2 separate regions of the Homo sapiens genome follow, and region 2 is linked to region 1. Evidence: read pairs that join two places in POLR2A ChIA-PET (ENCODE). Cell type or tissue: PC-9. All regions are shown on one strand. Each heading gives the region's core, and the rest is flanking DNA. Links, peaks and the distances in the headings are about the cores only. Region 1 has its middle 26 kb from the start of EMP1. Region 2 overlaps LOC124902881 (a long non-coding RNA gene).

Region 1 (8,736 bases), core at 1,210-6,209:
ATACACCATTGCCACAATACAGGCCAAACATAGAAATCTGTCCAATTCAGAGGCAAGAAACACACCACAGTTTTAGTTGGAAGCCAGAATAAAGTGTACACATTTTCTAAACCACATACTGAACTAAACCTAACTTATTTTCCTAAGCCTTAAATCAATTTGAACTGGGTTTAAGTATAAAAATATGTAAAGATGTTTTTGATGCAGGGTGTGTAATTTTATACATATATAAACTGAATTGGGTACTAACTGGAATATCAAAATATGCCTAGAATCAAAACAAACAGCAGCTTGAGAATTCAGTTCTAAATTGATTAAAAACAAAAGGAAATGGGCTGGGTGCGGTGGCTCATGCCTGTAATTCCAGCACTTTGGGAGGCTGAGGCGGGCAGATCACTTGAGGTCAGGAGTTGGAGTTCAAGACCAGCCTGGCCAATGTGGTGAAATCCTGTCTGTACTAAAAATATAAAAAATTAGTCTGCCATGGTGGTGCACGCCTGTAGTCCCAGCTACTCGGGAGGCTGAGGCAGGATAATTGCTTGAACCCAGGAGGCAGAGGTTGCAGTAAATCAACATCACGCCACTGCACTCCAGCCTGGGCAACAGACTGAGACCCCGTCTCAGAAAAAAATAAAATTAAAATTAAAAAATAAAAACAAAAGGAAATAAACTCACAGTTAGTCATTGATTGATGATGATGATGATGATGATACTATACTTCCTGATACTTGATTCTCAGTATAATGACATATGTCCTCCCAGGGTGGACTGGTACTGGGTTTACCCCTGCAATGCTCTCAATACCTTCCAACTGGAAAATCTACCTTCTGACTGGTGTGGCCTTTGAGAAATGTGTTGGGCCCAAGATCACAGGGAGGATTAGGCCCCACATACAAAAACAGAAGACAGCTAATTAACTTTTTCAACTTAGTAATCATCAATTTTATTATTAGCATATTAACCAGGGATTATGCCAGTTTAGGTTTGTGTGTGTGTGTGTGTGTGTGTGTAATCAGTATGTAGACATTATTACATGTGCAAATGTAATAATGTTTTAATAATGTAAATAATTAGCAACTTAAATTAACCTGTTTTGTCAGAATGTATTGTTTAGAGGCTGGGAACTCTTAGGGGAAAATAAAAATATGGATCCTCACCAGCTGAACCAGTACAGAGTGAGTTAACTGTGTTGCTTAAAAATAGAGAAGGTATGGGGAATAAAGATCACTTTCACACTTCCAGAGTGACATGGAAATTGGGACTCAGGGACAGTCTCTAAATGGAAAAGGAGGAAGGTTTGGGAAAGTGGGGAGGTGGGTGGACCTGCACCTGGAGCAGTCCTTTGGCAGATCTTCCTGGAGAAGGTGAAGATGCTGGCAGAGGGAAATAAAGGGTTTAATTCCCTGCAGCCAGGAGTTTGACAATGGCTCAGATTTTCAGAGATGTGACAAACCAAGAGGACTTGGCCACAAGGCCTCAGTTTTCTGTGGTTTCAAATTTACTCATCTGAGAAACATGGGACCTTCTAGCCATTGTAAAGAAACAAACCCAGCGATCCCCGAGAGAATGAGTTGCTGATTCAGAAGCTGAAGAAAGAAAGGACTGTGTGACTCCTGGCTCCTTCCCCTTCCGCATTCTGGGCTCTGTTCTCAGCTCCGCTGAGTAAGTCTCGCCGCCTGTCCTGCTTGATCTGCCTGTAGTCTCAACAGTTCTCAGTGAGGCTCCTCTAAGGGGCTGAATCAGATTTATGCAGGTCTGAGAAGAGTGAGTTCCTGCAGACACAATACCTTCTGAGTTTCTGCTCAGCAGCACAGTTTGAGGTGTGGCCTCTACACATACTGCATACGTAAAATATCAGCCCACCTGGGAATGATTTCTTAGAGTTAGTCTGGCCCCACCTTGAAGAGTTTAACTTGGATTCCATTTGTCTTCCCCCTGTCCTACTTTCCCCTGTGGCTGAGAGAGGATTTTCCATTTCATGTTGCAGACATGTGAGGCATCTCAGTCCCGCTCCATTCGTCCACACATCTGGAAGAGCAATGCTCACATCTGGAGCCCATTCTCAGCTGGAAGATGTCTTTCGACATTCTTTTCTTTGAAACCCAATCCATGTAACCTCTTGTTCAAAAGGGCCTCTGAACTACTGGAATCATTTGCAGAGGCTCAGGAAAAAGTCCTTAATTTCATCCCTACATGGTGGAATTTATGACTCAAACCAAACCCAACATTCTGTTTCTGATTGCTTTTTTTCAATAATGACTCTTTGGAGCTACGTGTTTAAAAGGACAGAATTTCTAGCCTAGGACACATACCAAAGGAAGGTGAAAGCAAGCTGTTCAGTAATCACCAGGGCGAGTCCATTGAAGCTCTGTAAGTTTCAACAACCTAGGTCATTTCTTCATCAATAAAATTGGGATTCGTTGTTTAAAAATAGACACAGGAGTGTGTGAGGATAAGGGAGGTAACATATCTGGACATGCCTTGTCTCATACCTGTGTAGGGTAAGGATAGATGGAGAAAGGGGAAGGGGTTTGTGTCAGGCTGAGACAGTCTCTGCATTTGCTCACTCATCTCTCCGTAAACCCATGAAAGACCCCAACATAGGACTCCATGACGCCCCACTGAGCAGGAGAAAGGAAGAAGTCTCAAGAACACAAGACCGAATCGACAGTATTTGATCAGCATGCATGCAAATTACCCAGTCATTCTGAAAAACTACAGCTTCTGTTTCGGTGGTCTGGGATGGGACTGAGGTCTGCATTCCTAACAAGCTCCCAGAGGCTGTCCATGCTGCGAGTCCCCAGATCATGTTTGGTACTAGAGAAATGGGCCCCAACTCAAAAAATTCAACCTCTGCTAACAAGTGAATTTGTCATTTTGCCGGGTCGACTCTAATTCTCAAGCCCAGCCACTGGACAGAGAGGTGTGGAAGGAAATGAAATTCACATTTCTGAAACGCAGAAAGGCCAATTCATCTCCACCTTTACCCTCTTCTGCCGGAAGGCAGGAGTCACGCCAGCCTCTTGGGTGTGAAGGGAAAACTAACTGCCTTACTTTACCCCATTCCCTACCTTCAAGTATTTCCCTGATTGTGTCAGGTTTATACCTAGTGGAGGGAATGACACAACTATGGATGGCTGCCTTTGACCTTCAGCAATTGCCCAACTCCCAGCCAAGCTGCTGGGAGAGGAAGACAGGCAGCCAGTATTTCCATGGGGGCACTGCCTGCCAGCTCCTCCTGCCCCTCAGCTGTGTTGCCTGGCAACCAGAGGGTGGGAGAAAGGGAGGAATGCAAGTAGGTGAGGAGGTAAGGGAGAAATTATGATGACAGGAGACAACAGCCAAGGAATCCTAGTCACACAGACACACGCCCAGCAGTGTGGAATGTTAGTGAGCCTCAGAGGGAGGGCGCCAGTGGGTGTGAACCTCGAAAGCAAGAGGCCAGAAGTGCAAAAACATTCATTTTTTCCATTTTATTATTTTTTAAATACCAATAATAAAAAAGGAGAAAAAAAATCCTACTTCTTAGATGAGCTGGCAGGCAGGAGGAAAAAACTGGAAACCTACTTATAAAAACCAAGGGAATCATTAAAGGGTGTGGAGGGGGCTAGGGAGAGATTGGTAAAAATCCTGTGCTAAAAACTAAGACATGTCTTGAAATGTGGCCAAAAAATTGTTTGTAGTAAGATTCTAAAAATCTGAAGTGAGATTTGGACCAGACAGGAGGTTCTAGTGGCCCCTGAATGAGGAGGGGTGGGCAGTTCCCTGTGGCCCACCCACCACCACCCTACCGCCCCATCAGTGTCTTCCTGGGCAGAGGACACCCCAGTCCACAGGAGGGCGAGGAAAGTGGTAGAAGAGTTTTGATTCAAGTTGCAATTATGGAACTTCAGTTTTCTACAGAGGTTGAAAGCCTTAATTCGGACCCTAAAGAGTCCCTTAAGCTTGTAACCATCTCTGATCTGGCCTTCCCGCTTCCTGCCATTCCCACACTCCAAATCCTACCACATTTTGCCATAAGGATGATTCCTCTGAAACACAGATGGAATCATGTTGCTCAAAACTTTTTTTCATAGTTCCCCATGGTCAACAGAGGAAATTCCAAACTTCTTAGCATGGCATTCAATGCTTTCCACAGCCTTGCCTTAGCCCACTTTTCCAGAGTCACCTCCAGCCGCTCCCCCTCTTCCCCCCACCCACCCACTGCCAAAACAACCTCCCTAGAGTCCAGCCACTAGATCACACCACTCCCTATCAGGCCATGAACTTCCAACTCATCTCACCCTTTGAACATTACTATCATTCCCCTTTTGGCTTATCTTCCAAACAAGCCCTATTTACCCTTTTAAAAGATACACAAATGTACAGTTTTGCAAAGTAATTCATGCACATAATTTAATTTTTTTAAGGTGCAGGGGATTTAAAATGCAAAGCAACAGTCTCTTCCCTTCCTCTTCCCTCTCCGCTTCCCCCTGCCCACTCCCTCTACCTAATCACCTTGCATTCTCTTTGAGTTTTCTCTCCTGGTGATTACTTTTATTTCTCTAAAAACTGTTTCTTGATTTCTATAAAGCTATTTCTTAATTTAGCAATTTTACATAGCGTTTTTTTGCATTCTGACTATAATAAATGAGGGTTTAGCATACATGGAACATATCACTATTTTCATTTTCCTAATGGAAACCGTTAATAACATTAAGGCAGGTTACCAGGAGAAGCACTGTATAGTAAGAGGTAAGAGCTCAGCCTCCAAAGCCTGACAGGCTGAGTCGGATCGCTAACTTACTGCTTACCATTGAGTGATCTTGGCCAACTGATTTAACGTCTCTGTGCTTACATGTCATCAAAAAACATTTGAAGACACAAATTAGTGTTTCCTGAAAGGCTGTAAAATCTATACTGGTGTCACTGGTCTCTCCAGACCTGCAGCAAAACTGTCATTGTGTGTTACTCTTCACTATGATTCCAGGTTGAATACACTGCTTCTGGAATTTTATGTCTTCCTCTGGCTTGTTCTACTTTCTCATTTTGCAGGAGTGTGTTTTCAAATGACTTCCAAAAAAAAGGTGTGTAAAGTTAAGCCTTCTGACTTCTTATCTGTCTCAAAATGTCTTTTCCTCTGCCTTCAAGTTTCATAGATATTCTTGAGGAGTATATAATTCTAGTTGATACACAAGCATATTCATCTAATAAGAAGAAGAAAAAAATAAAGATTCTAGTTGAAAACCATTTTCCTTCATAATTTAAAGCAGTTAAAAACTGTTTTCTAGCAAACTGTGCTGCTGTTAGAAAACTTTGGAGCTCATTTATTTGTAGGTTGGCATTATTTTTTCTCCATTTCTCTCTCTCAGAAAACATTTAAGAACTCTCTTTTCAGTATTAGTGTCCTGAATTTTATGCTGTTTCATTTGCCAACTCTTCTTTATTGTAGTGAGCACAAGGTGAATATGTCTTCCTTAAATTTTGTGTCCTTCAACTCTGGGGAATTCTCTTGTGATGTTTTTCTGTAATTCCTTCCCTCATCTGTTTGTCTTCATCTCTTTTTGGAGCTTCTATCAGTTAGATGTTGGTTCCCTGGATTAGTCTATGTGTTACCTTTTTTGTCCTTTTCTTTTTTATTTTTTTTTTAATCTCTGTCTTTTTATTTTACTTTTCCTCTATTTTATCCTCCAACTTTTTAATTATTGTTTTTATAGCATTCTTTTCTTTTAATTGATGTGATATCTTCATAAATGTCTCTGAATATACAAATTTGAGTTTCTTTCAAGTTCCTCATGTATCCTGAATTAACTTGTTTTCCTGTGGAGTCATTTCTCTTTTTCTTAATTGTGTTTCATAGTTTCTTTCAAATGCCTACCAGTTGGTGATGCAAGCAAAACTGGCTGAACTCAAAGTACACTGGAGGTCATGCAGACTACCCGGCTCCACTACAGGGTCAGTGGGAATGGAGCCTGGATGTGGCATCAGCTCCCACACCAGGAGCAGGTTGTTCAGTTTCTTTACAGAGGAGCAATCCATCCCCCATGATAGGGTAGAGAAGTGGGGAGTTTCAGCCCACATCTCACTCCTGTTCACCATCAAATCTAGAGTTTTTGAGTCCTCCAAATTGAGAATTTTGTAACCTTCCAGGTTTCTGCAGGAAAAATCAGCCCTTGCCAGCCACCTCCTGCCTGCACATCTCCTTCCCTGTGCCTTGCCCTGCCCACCCCACCCTATTAGCTCTTGGTCCTTTTGCCACTCCTGCAATCCACACAGCACACCATCACTAAGCCTCCAAAGATCCTCTCCACATTCTCTTGATTTCCAGAGAGAAGGTTCAGATCCCCTGGGACAGGGTGGGAGGTGTTGGGGGACAACCAGGAATCCTTACTATCAACATTGGATGTGGGGTAATAGAATAATTTTTTCAGTGTTGAAAGACAAACCTTCAACCTAGAATTTTAATTCCAATTAAACTGTCTTTAAATTTGGGGGCAAATTAATGTTATCTCAGGCACACGTAAAACCTCTTTCAATATTCTCTTAGAAGAAGTACTCCAGGAAGAAGTGAAATACATACAAGGGAATACTATGAGACTTATTTTTATTAAGAGTAAATAAATAAATACCATATAATTTTAATTTCTTTCTAAAAAAGAAGCAAAAGTGGAAGTTAGATTTAGAGAAGTAAAAGAATCACTAACCATACAGCAGATGCTCTCCAAAAAGACCAAAAAAAATGAAAGGGGAAAATACTTAAGGAAATAAATATTATTTCTTAGAATTAAAGAAAATGAGAGACTTCAATTGGGAAGACTTATGGAATGTTGTACAACACAGATGGGGAGAATGGTCCACACCTAGACACATTATAGTGAATTTATAAAGTACCAAAACTGGCAGAAGAAGAAATTGAAGGTTTGCATAGATAACCATTATAGAAATTAAAAAAGTAATCAGTTGACAAGGCTATTAAGTATAATCTCGCTTCCAAAACTGGATAAGAACAATACCCGAAAAATTATAGTATCTACATACATAGATAATTATATATCTAATATATGCAAAAACTCCTGCAAATCAACATGAAAAAGACTGGAGACCCCAAAGAACAATGGCAAAACATGTAATACACAAATTAGAGAATAGATAACAAGTAAGAGATGAGATATGTAACCCTCCTAGAAATCAGAAAAACACAAATTTAAAAACAATGATATACTATTTTACACACACCCAGTATACAAAGATTAGAAAGCCAGGTAATAGCAAGTTCTGGAGAAGATTCCAGGAAACAGGCTCATTCATTCACTGCTGGAGCGCAGCCATTCTGGAGAGCAACCAGGGAGTATTTAGTGAAATGAAGTACTCCTATGCCTTATGGCCCAACGATCCCACAGGCTGGTATACGCCCAGAGAAGCTCTTGCCAAAGCCATAGGGGCACATGCACGGGGTTCTTGTTCTGTCATTAGAATGCCATGAGTGAGTCAGGGGTACAGGTAGAGTGTGGAATAGGGAAGGGAGGTACAGAAGGGAAATGGAAGTGAAGATAAGGGATGAAAGGAAAAAAGCAAATGACCAAAATAAAACCAGAATGTGACCTTACACAGCCTACTAACAACAGTGTGGCTGAGGAATGTGTTTAGCTTGGCTGTCTGCATCTGAGGGTCCACAAAACAAAAATCACCACATGCAAGCATTGATTTACCACCTGATATCCTATCCTGGGTCAGGGAACTGGGTCAGGGAATTGGTGGTAGAAAAATAAATGAGCAGCTTCTGCCAGGCTTTGACTGAAGAGATGAGCTGGGGAATAGATGTGGCCTCCCAACAGGCTTCTTTCCTCACCTCTCCATTCATCTGGCCTAGTGGGAAAAAGAGAAGGCCTCACCCTCTATAAATAAACCCCTCCCTGGCCCTCAGTAATCTCTCCAGGTTTAGTTCATCCCAAGGCTGCAAGCCCGTTTCCCACCCAGACATCATTTCCTTCCACAGAGCCTTTGTGGAGCGGGTTCCTCAACCTGTGAGTCATCCCTGCCCATTTCACCCTGGAGTCAAACTGGATCAGTGTTGGGATTTGTCACCTGCACTCACTAGAGCATGGCCACAGCCATCTCCAAGCCTCTGACCTGCGTGTGCAGGAAGGGCTAAGGAACCAGGCAGAGGTGAAAGCCTGCGTTTCCCAGGGAAAAGAAATTACTCTAACATCAATAACATCTATCTCTCCTAGGTAATCAAACTGAGCACCTGGATAAAGAAACCCCACCTCCCACAGTCCCAATAAGGACCGGAAATTGGCTTGTTGAAGTGACGCAGGAAAATGGAGCCGGCAGTGCAAAGGTGAACTCTAAGAGCTGGTGAAGTTACAAGGAATAGGTTTTAGTAGAAACATTGCTGGCCCCTTTTTCTCTGGCACATGCCTGCACCAGACATCTCTTTTAGGACCAAATCCTCTGTTACCCCTAGATTCCTATTTCATGGATCCTGCCTCTTATCCGGTTCCCTGGCTCAGAGACACACACTGAGCCATCTCCTGTGACCTACTTGGAAGGGGGACCCGCATCCTGGACTTCTCAAGACTTCACCCAGACCGTAAAGTGGCCCTAAGCCCTTTCCAGCTTGCTTGTTCTTAGGTACCAAATAGATAGTCAGTTTGTGGCACTCATTAAGCTTATGCTGTGGACAGAGCAGTGTAGTGAGGCCTTATGGAGAAAAACAATAGAAATAGAAGTTTTGGTCCCTCAGAGTATGTGAGT
Region 2 (8,736 bases), core at 1,401-6,400, 290 kb after region 1:
CAGTCTGCTCTCCCAGGCCATGGCTGAGTCTATTCTAGCCTTGTCCCAGATATGGGCCAGTGGCGCCAGCAGACACAAGATATTGCCTGGGTTCTTTAGGTTTTTTTCCCTACCCCGAGATGGGGTCTCACTCTGTTGCCCAGGCTGGAGTGCAGGGTACGATCATGGCTCACTGCAGCCTCGACCTCCCAGACTCAAGCAATCCTCCCACCTCAAGCTCCAGAGTAGCTGGGACCACAGGCACCCACCACCACACCCAGTTAATTTAAAAAAAATTTTTTTGAGACGAAGTTTCACTCTTGTTGCCCAGGCTGGAGTGCAATGGCACAATCTCAGCTCACCATAACCTCTGCATCCCAGGTTCAAGCAATTCTCCTGCCTCAGCCTCCCAAGTAGCTGGGATTACAGGCATGCACCACCAGGCCAGGCTAGTTTTGTATTTTTAGTAGAGACGGGGTTTCTCCATGTTGGTCAGGCTGGTCTTGAACTCCTGACCTCAGGTGACCCACCTACCTCAGCCTCCCAAAGTACTGGGATTACAGGTGTGAGCCACCATGCCCGGCCAATTTTTTAAAATTTTTAATAGAGACGGAGTCTCCCAATGTTGCCCAGGTGGTCTCAAACTCCTGGGCTCAAAGAATCCTTCCTCCTCCACCTCGCAAAGTGGAGCCACCGTGCCTGGCCTGATATCTTCTGTTTAACGGGCTCATTCCAAAGACAACACAGACCCCAACCCAGAGTGAAACTCCTGCAGAGAGACTCTAGGCTGCTGCTAAGGAAACACCCCAGAGCCCCACCATCAGGGACACACTGCAGTGGCAACTCCGAACCACCCTGGCCTGCGGCAGGGGGGCGGCAGAACAAGGGTGCCATTGGACTCTCCACTCACCCACGAGTCATTTCCTTATTTCTCTTGTACTACGCAAAACCACGACTGCCTGAAATGCCTTTTCAAGAAATTGATGGGTGTGGCCTTGGGAGGGAACAGTGTAAATAGGGCCTGACAAAGGTGGGTATTGAGGAGAGAAGAGATCTTACGGGGAAGCGGGAGAAGACCAAGCCACCTTCATCTTGCTAAAGATGAGGGCCCCAGAAGTATGACCACTTGGTTTCCCATAACCAAGGCACGTCTAGATCCCCTGAGAAAGAATTTTTGAATTGAGACCTATGGGAATTCTATTTTCCATTGTAAAGAAGTATGGCTGTCTTCCCACAAAATCATAACAGTACGTGTGTGTGTGTGTCTGTATGCAGAGAGAGAGAATGTTTCATGGTTTTCAAAAGATTTTCTACATGGTGTCCCGTGTAATTCTCACAGCATAACCATAATGTCAATACAACCATATATAGCAAGAGCCTGGAAGTTGGCTGAGCCTGGAGTTGGCTAAGCCTGAATGCCAATTGCAGCTCATTCTTTAAATAGTTATATGACCTGGGGCCAACTATTTAACCTCCTCCTTAGCTGTAAAATGGGTATAATAAGACTTGCTTTGCAGTAATATTAAACACATCAGCAATTATATTGGGGGTGGGGGAACAGGGAGGAAATAGCTTAGTGTCTGGCTCATGATATGGCATCAATAAGTAGTAGCATTAGATGGGAATAAGCTTGACCAGTGAAAAAACTGAAGTTCAGAGATACGGAATGATGTGTCTTAGGTCCCAATTCGGGTTGACTGGGGAGGCAGGACTAGAACCCAGGTCTCTAGACTCTTGTTCCTAGCATCCAGCTGCTATAGCACCCTAATTCCCACTTTAGTACCTGCCCAAGGATAACATTTTAGATAGCAAACTCTGCCATCCTGCATTTTGTTTTCTTTTTCTTTTTCTCTTTTGAGACAGGCTCTCGCTCTGTCACCCAGGCTCGAGTGCAGTGGCGCAACCTCAGCTCACCACAACCTCAGCTCACCACAACCTCAGCTCACCACAACCTCCATCTCCTGGGTTCAAGCCATCCTCCCGCCTCAGTCTCCCTAGTAGCTGGGACTACAGGCTTGCGCCACCACACCCAGCTAATTTTTGTATTTTTTGTAGAGTCGGGGTTTCATCATGTTGCCCAGCCTGGTCTCAAACTCCTGAGCTCCAGTGATCCACCCACCTCGGCCACCCAAAGTGCTGGGATTACAGGCATGAGCCACCGCGCACGGCCTAATTCTGCATTTCTTTTCTTTTCTTTTCTTTGGAGACGGAGTCTCGCTGTATCACCCAGGCTGGAGTGCAGTGGTGCGATCTCAGCTCACTGCAAGCTCCGCCTCCCGGATTCTAGCAATTCTCCTGCCTCAGCCTCCCGAGTAGCTGGAACTACAGGCACACGCCGCCACGCTCGCTAATTTTTTTTTTTTTTTTTGTATTTTAGTAAAGATGGGGTTTCACCAGATTCTGCATTTTTTTAGTCCTGCATTTTCTGCTTTCACCCAAAGGAAAAAAAAAATGAAAGAAATGTTACACTTGAGCTCAGAGACCAAGGCTCCCTATCTTCTGTAGTGCAGGGTTCATAACCTGGTGCCAATGACTGAATTGTGCCCCTCTAAAATTCACATCTGAAGTTTCAACCCCCAGTGTGATGGTATCAGGAGGTAGGGCTTTTAGGAAGTAATTAGATTTAGATGAGGTGATAAGGGTAGGATCCTTATGATAGGGGTTAGTGCCCTTAGAAGACACCAGAGAGCTTCCTCATTCTCTCTCTCTCTCTCTCTCTCTCCCTCTCTGTCTCTGTCTCTCTCTCTCTCTCTCTCTCCATATATATATATATCGTCCTTCTCATGCAAAGAAGAGGTCACGTGAACACACCAAAAAGATGGCCATTGTCCATGAGCTGGAAAGAGAGCCCTCACCAGAACCCAGCCATCCTGCACCCTGATCATGGACTTCTAGCCTCGAGAATTGTGAGAAAATAAATCTCTGTTATTTGACTACCTGTGCTATGGCATTTTGTTATTGCAGCCCCAGCAGACTAAGACACCTAGTGTCCATGGACCACACACACACACACACACACACACAGAGGGACTCAAGGATGGGCCTCAAGTTAAGAACCTTCTCCCTTGTGGTCAGAAATATATTATTTGAGTTCCGGAAATCCAGACAAGTCTGGACAACATAGCAAGACTTCATCTCTACTAAAAATCAAAAAAAGCTAGGCCGGGCACGGTGGCTCACGCCTGTAATCCCAGCACTTTGGGAGGCCGAGGCAGGCGGATCATGAGGTCAGGAGTGTGAGACCAGCCTGGCCAACATGGTGAACCCCCATCTCTACTAAAAATACAAAAATTAGCGGGGCATAGAGTCATGCTCCTGTAGTCCCAGCTACTAGGGAGGCTGAGGCAGGAGAATGGCGTGAACCCAGGAGGCGGAGCTTGCAGTGAGCCAAGATTGTACCACTGCATTCCAGCCTGGGCAACAGAGCTAGACTCCGTCTCAAAAAAAAAAAAAAAAACTAAAAATCAAAAAAATTAGCTAAGTGTGGTGGTACATACCTGTGGTTCCAGCTACTCCCAAGACTGAGGCGGGAGGACCACCTGAGCCTGGGAGCTCAAGTCTGCAGTGAGCTGTGATCATGCCACTGCACTCCAGCCTAGGCACAACCCCAAGAAAGAAAAGAGAAGAAAAGAGAGCATTTTCCATGCCCATGGCTTTCATCACGTTCTCAAAGGAATCCATAGAGAGTAAAAAGGTTAGAAGCACTATGAACCTGTATCCCTTCACCTGTGTACCTGCCAGCATAGGCCAGGTTTGCCTTAGAAGGTGCACCTGGCTGTTGATGTTAAAGGCTGCCTCTCCAGGTGACACAAAGGGGCTGGTAGGGATAGGCCAACACAGGGCAGAGGAAGACAGGGCCCATCCAGGGGGAAAAACATTTCCCTATGTCAGTTTTTGTTTTTGTTGTTCGTTTGTTTAGACAGAGTTTCACACTGTCCCCCAGGCTGGAGTGCAATGGCATGATCTCAGCTCACTGCAACCTCTGCCTTCCCGGTTCAAGCAATTCTCCTGCCTCAGCCTCCTGAGTAGCTGGGACTACAGGCGCGCACCACCATACCTGGCTAATTTTTGTATTTTTAGTAGAGACGGGGTTTCACCATGTTGCCCAGGCTGGTCTGGAACTCCCGACCTCAAGTGATCCTCCCCCCTCAGCCTCCCAAAGTGCTGGGGTTACAGGTGTGAGCCACTGTGCCTGGCCCCTATGTCAGCTTTTTATCGGAAGCCTATTTGCTTACTGCAGGAAAAAATATATATATTTTATCTATAGACAGTAGGATTTTTTTTCCCTTTCACTAAAATACACCATGGAATAGTCATCAGAAGGAAACTTTTGTTTTTAACCAGTATTGTTTCTCTTTCATGATAATGACATCTGATATCCAGAGCTTTTACAGTTTCCAAAGCCCTTGTGCTTGCTTTGTCTTGTTTTTAATCTTTACAGAAACTCTGCAGAGCAGATGCTATTAGCCTCATTTTATAGATGAGGAAAGAAGCTTGGAGAGGTTAAGTTACCATTAGAAAGCGGTGCGGCACCACCCGGCCCAGCCCTGACTGCAGAGCCAAGTAGTCTTTGCTGCATCCCTCTGCCTCCAGAGAGGCCCTCTGGCCCTGCAGGTGGCTTTAACATTAGAGGCTGTGGCCCCTGCCATCTCTCCCCCTAGAGAACTGTGCGGAGGCCCCCGCCCTGCTGAGCTCATTTGCAGCTAATGTTGCCCTGAGGCCTTGGTAAGTTACACAGTCTGCTTTTTAGACTGTTAGGTTTGGCAGGGACTGCGGCTCTGCCCTTAATTTCTCTTTCCCAAGTGAAAATAGCTGATGAATTGACTTCGCTGAGCCGGGCTGGCATCTCTTAGCAAATGTCTCCATTCACAGCTTGTTTTCCATAATTCATGTTTGGTGCTATTATTGTATTTCTACCCATTCCGAGATGTAGAACAGAACTATCAAATGGCCGTGTCTTTATTTGCTATTAGTCAGGGACTTCATTTCTCGGGATCCAGCTCACCTGTAATCTCAGGGCTTCTGGCAGGCAAGGCTACTCTTGTCTAGAACAAGCTGGGAAGGAGATGCTCTCAGTGCCAGGCCTCCTGCTCTCCTCCCCAGTTCCACCCCACTAATTCCAAGTCCTTCCCCATATCTCCTCTGTCCTCTGAGCACCTTCTTCTCACTTCTAACCTGCTCTTGTTTACACTAACAACTTCTGTTGAGCACCTTCCTTATTCCAGCGCTTTATAGTCATTATCCAAACCCATTTTATGCTCCCAGGAAGAAGCTGATAAGCATATTCATGGCAAGGTTTATAAGACAGATAAGGTTTAATGGGCTAAACCCAGGGCACTTTAGAGGAAACCAGAGACCTTCCAGCATTGTAAGCCAGGTGAGGAAAGAAATGTATGCCTCGGTTTAGTTTTGGTTGACTGGCAGTTTCTTCCTATAAGACCTTGAATTGTGTTAAGGATTCACCTGTTCCTCTTTTGCAAGACTGTCTGGCAAGTGTCACTACTCATTTCAGTTCAGTGCAGTGCTATATATTAAGCATCTATTATGTGCAGGGCATTGCACTAATGTGGCAATACAAAGATCTCTGCACAAAGGAGGCTCCCGGACTCCTGGAACTAAGGAAAGGTAATAATGACATTTTTCAGAGGAGATTTTGTTTGTTTCTTTGTTTGTTTTTTGAGACGGAGCGTTGCTTTGTCGCCCAGGCTGGAGGGCAGTGACACGATCTCGGCTCACCACAAGCTCCGCCTCCTGGGTTCACGCCATTCTCCTGCCTCAGCCTCCCGAGTAGGTGGGACTACAGGCACCCGCCACCACGCCCTGCTAATTTTTTGTATTTTTAGTAGAGACGGGGTTTCACCATGTTAGCCAGGATGGTCTCGATCTCCTGACCTCGTGATCCACCTGCCTCAGCCTCCCAAAGTGCTGGGATTACAGGCGTAAGCCACCGCACCCGGCCCAGAGATGTTTTAAGGGCTTCTTCAACTCACTACAGGTTCAGAGTGACTGCTTTACAGACTTAAGTTATAAAATAAGCCCAAAGATAAGACACTAGAAAAAAGAATGAACATACAAATGGAACTAATTTATAAACATATACAAAAAGTTAAGTCCCCTCTCTCGGTTACTGTAACCACTCAAGGGGTTCACCTTGCCCGCTACATAGACAGACCAATTCATCAAGACAGGGAAATTGCAATAGAGAAAGAGTAAATCACACAGAGCCAGCTGTGCAGGAGACTGGAGTTTTATTCTTACTCAAATCAGCCTCCCTGAGCATTTGGGGAGCAGAATTTTTAAGGATAATTTGGCAGATGAGGGGAAGCCAGTGAGCCAGGAGTGCTGATTGGTTAGAGATGAAATCGTAGGAAGTCGGAGCCGTCTTCTTTCAGAGTCAGTTCTGGGTGGGGGCCACAAGATCAGATGAGCCAGTTTATTGATCTGGGTGGTGCCAGCTGATCCATCAAGTGCAGGGTCTGCAGAATATCTCAACCACTGATCTTTTTTTTTTTTTTTTTTTTTTGAGGAATTAACAGTCTTTATTGGGCTCAGACCAGGAGTCCGTGGGTCTTGAGGACTTCTGTGTATTTGTCAATTTTCTTCTCCACGTTCTTCTCGGCCTGTTTCCATAGCCTCATGAACTGTTTCTTCTTCCGGTAGTGGATCTTGGCTTTCTCTTTCCTCTTCTCCTCCAGGGTGGCTGTCACTGCCTGGTACTTCCAGCCAACCTCGTGAGCCAGGCGCCCCAGATAGGCAAACTTTCTTGCAGGCTTCAGACGCACAACCTTGAGGGCAGCAGGAACCACCATCCGCTTTTTCTTGTCGTAGGGCGGTGGGATGCCGTCAAACACCTTGAGGCAGTCCAGAGCGGCCTGGCCTGGCTTGGTCTTGTGGGGCGGCATACCTCGCATGGTCTGCCAGAAGATGCGGCTGGGGGCCTGGAGGGGGTAGGGGCCTCGGGAAGGGTTGCTGTTCATCCGCTTGCGGAGGAAAGCCAGGTACTTCAACTTGTTTCTGTAGAAATTGCCAGAAATGTTGATGCCTTCACAGCATACAACCACCACCTTCCGGCCCAGCAGTACCTGTTTAGCCACGATGGCCGCCAGGTGGCCCAGGAGATGGCCTCGACCATCAAGCACCAGGACCTGTACCTCCGCCATCTTCGGCAGCCGCTTGGGAAAGAAGCACTGATCTTAGGAGCAGTTTAGGGGAGGGTTGGAATCTTGTAGCTCCAGCTGCATGACTCCTAAACCATAATTTCTAATCTTGTGGTTAATGTTCATCCTACAAAGGCAATCTAGTCCCCAGGCAAGAAGGAGGTCTGCTTTAAGAAAGGGTTGTTACCGTCTTTGTTTAAACTATAAACTAAGTTTCTCCCAAAGTTAGTTCGGCCTACACCCAGGAATGAATAAGGACAGTCTGGAGGTTAGGAGCAAGAGGGAGTCAGTTAAGTTTGATCTCCTTCACTGTCTCAGTCATACTTTTCCAAAGGCAGTTTCAAGCTGATTTTCCGCTGTGAGTACTTCCTAAAGGAGCCTGATCTCTCACTGGTACGAGTGACCAGAGGAGGCCCTGCAATGGCAAGCAGGAGGGGGAAAACAGAAAGGCCTAGAAAATCAACTCCAACTGTTTGACAGCGTTGCTTTGAGATGCAGGAAATGAAGAGTGATTGGAATGGCCCGGTGTGATGGTTCACGCCTATAATCCCAGCATTTTGGGAGGCTGAGGCGGGCAGATCACTTGAGGTCACGAGTTTGAGACCAGCCTGGCCAATATGTTGAAACCCTATCTCTACTAAAAATACAAAAATTTGCCGGGCATGGTGGTGCGTACGTGTAATCCCAGCTACTTGGGAGGCTGAGGCAGGAGAATCACTTGAATCCGGGAGGCGGAGGTTGCAGTGAGTCGAGATTGCACCACTAACATTCCAGACTGGGCCACAGAAGGAGACCCTGACTCAAAAAAAAAAAAAAAGAGTGATTGGCAAAGCGCCCTGCAGTGCCTGATGTTATTATTAGTTCCTCTTTCACATTCCTCTCTCAGGCCTTCAAATTCCAGTAACCAAAGCTGTCATTCACCTCATGCTGTGATGAGGACTGGGCATGCATTTTCTCATTCAATCTTGATAGCAACTGGATGAAATGGACATTATATGTATCCCCACATTATAGGGAGGAAACTGAGACTTCATAAGGTTAATATCTGGCCCAAGAGAACCAGAATCAACTCCAAGTTTCTCCAGCCAGAGACTAGGCTGGTCATCACCACTTTAGATGGAGGCTGATGCTCACTGCCTCCAAGGGTTTCTGTGGATTGTAAGTGGAGCTCTGTGCCATGGAGGAGAGACAGAAAGGAGGCCCCAACCCTGCAGGGCTGAAGAGGCTCCCCAAGACTGACGCCTGCTCACTGTCTCCTCCCAAAGGGCTTTTAAAGGAAACCAGGAAGTAACATTGTTCCCCATATATGGGGTCTGATGGTGTCACTTTGAGTAGAGAAGAGGCTCCTATGAGATCCCATTCTGAAAGGGAGCAGGCCAGCCTGGCCTTTGCAGGGAGGCAGTGCATACCTGGACTAGAAGTTAGCTTTATCACCAGCTCTTTATTCTTTTAACATTTGGTTAATAATCATTCATTAAACATCAACTATGTATCAGGTTGTGTGCTAGGTCCTGATTAAAATAAAAAGTATTGTTCCTGCCTTTAGAAAAGGTAATAGTCTAATTTGCAGAGAAGGCAAGTAGATGAAGCTGTAATACAA

The links. ChIA-PET counts read pairs that join two places held together with the same protein. Peaks named below come from ENCODE experiments on the same cell type or tissue, not always from the same donor. Only the 100,000 strongest peaks of a DNase experiment are listed, where the experiment ranks them.
Region 2: POLR2A ChIA-PET joins it to region 1 with 5 read pairs; 2 of 35 experiments call an interaction of 5 or more read pairs at or near these places.

What each region holds. Positions count from the first base shown.
Region 1 is chr12:13,166,632-13,175,367 of GRCh38, reverse strand. No RefSeq gene overlaps it. Among named protein-coding and RNA genes, the nearest start is that of EMP1, 26 kb to the left of the region's middle. RefSeq lists enhancers at 1,606-1,655, 2,861-2,910. In PC-9, for the core only: CTCF peaks have their summits at 1,272 and 3,490; DNase peaks (open chromatin) are centred at 1,667 and 3,257; H3K4me3 peaks cover 314 bases; H3K27ac peaks cover 4,850 bases.
Region 2 is chr12:12,873,902-12,882,637 of GRCh38, reverse strand. LOC124902881 (a long non-coding RNA gene) reads left to right here. Exons shown (of 2, transcript XR_007063214.1): 2 at 2,771-2,912. It also overlaps the pseudogene RPL13AP20. Among named protein-coding and RNA genes, the nearest start is that of GPRC5A, 13 kb to the left of the region's middle. RefSeq lists an enhancer at 689-1,320. In PC-9, for the core only: no CTCF peak of the experiment used is centred there; no DNase peak of the experiment used is centred there; H3K27ac peaks cover 1,634 bases.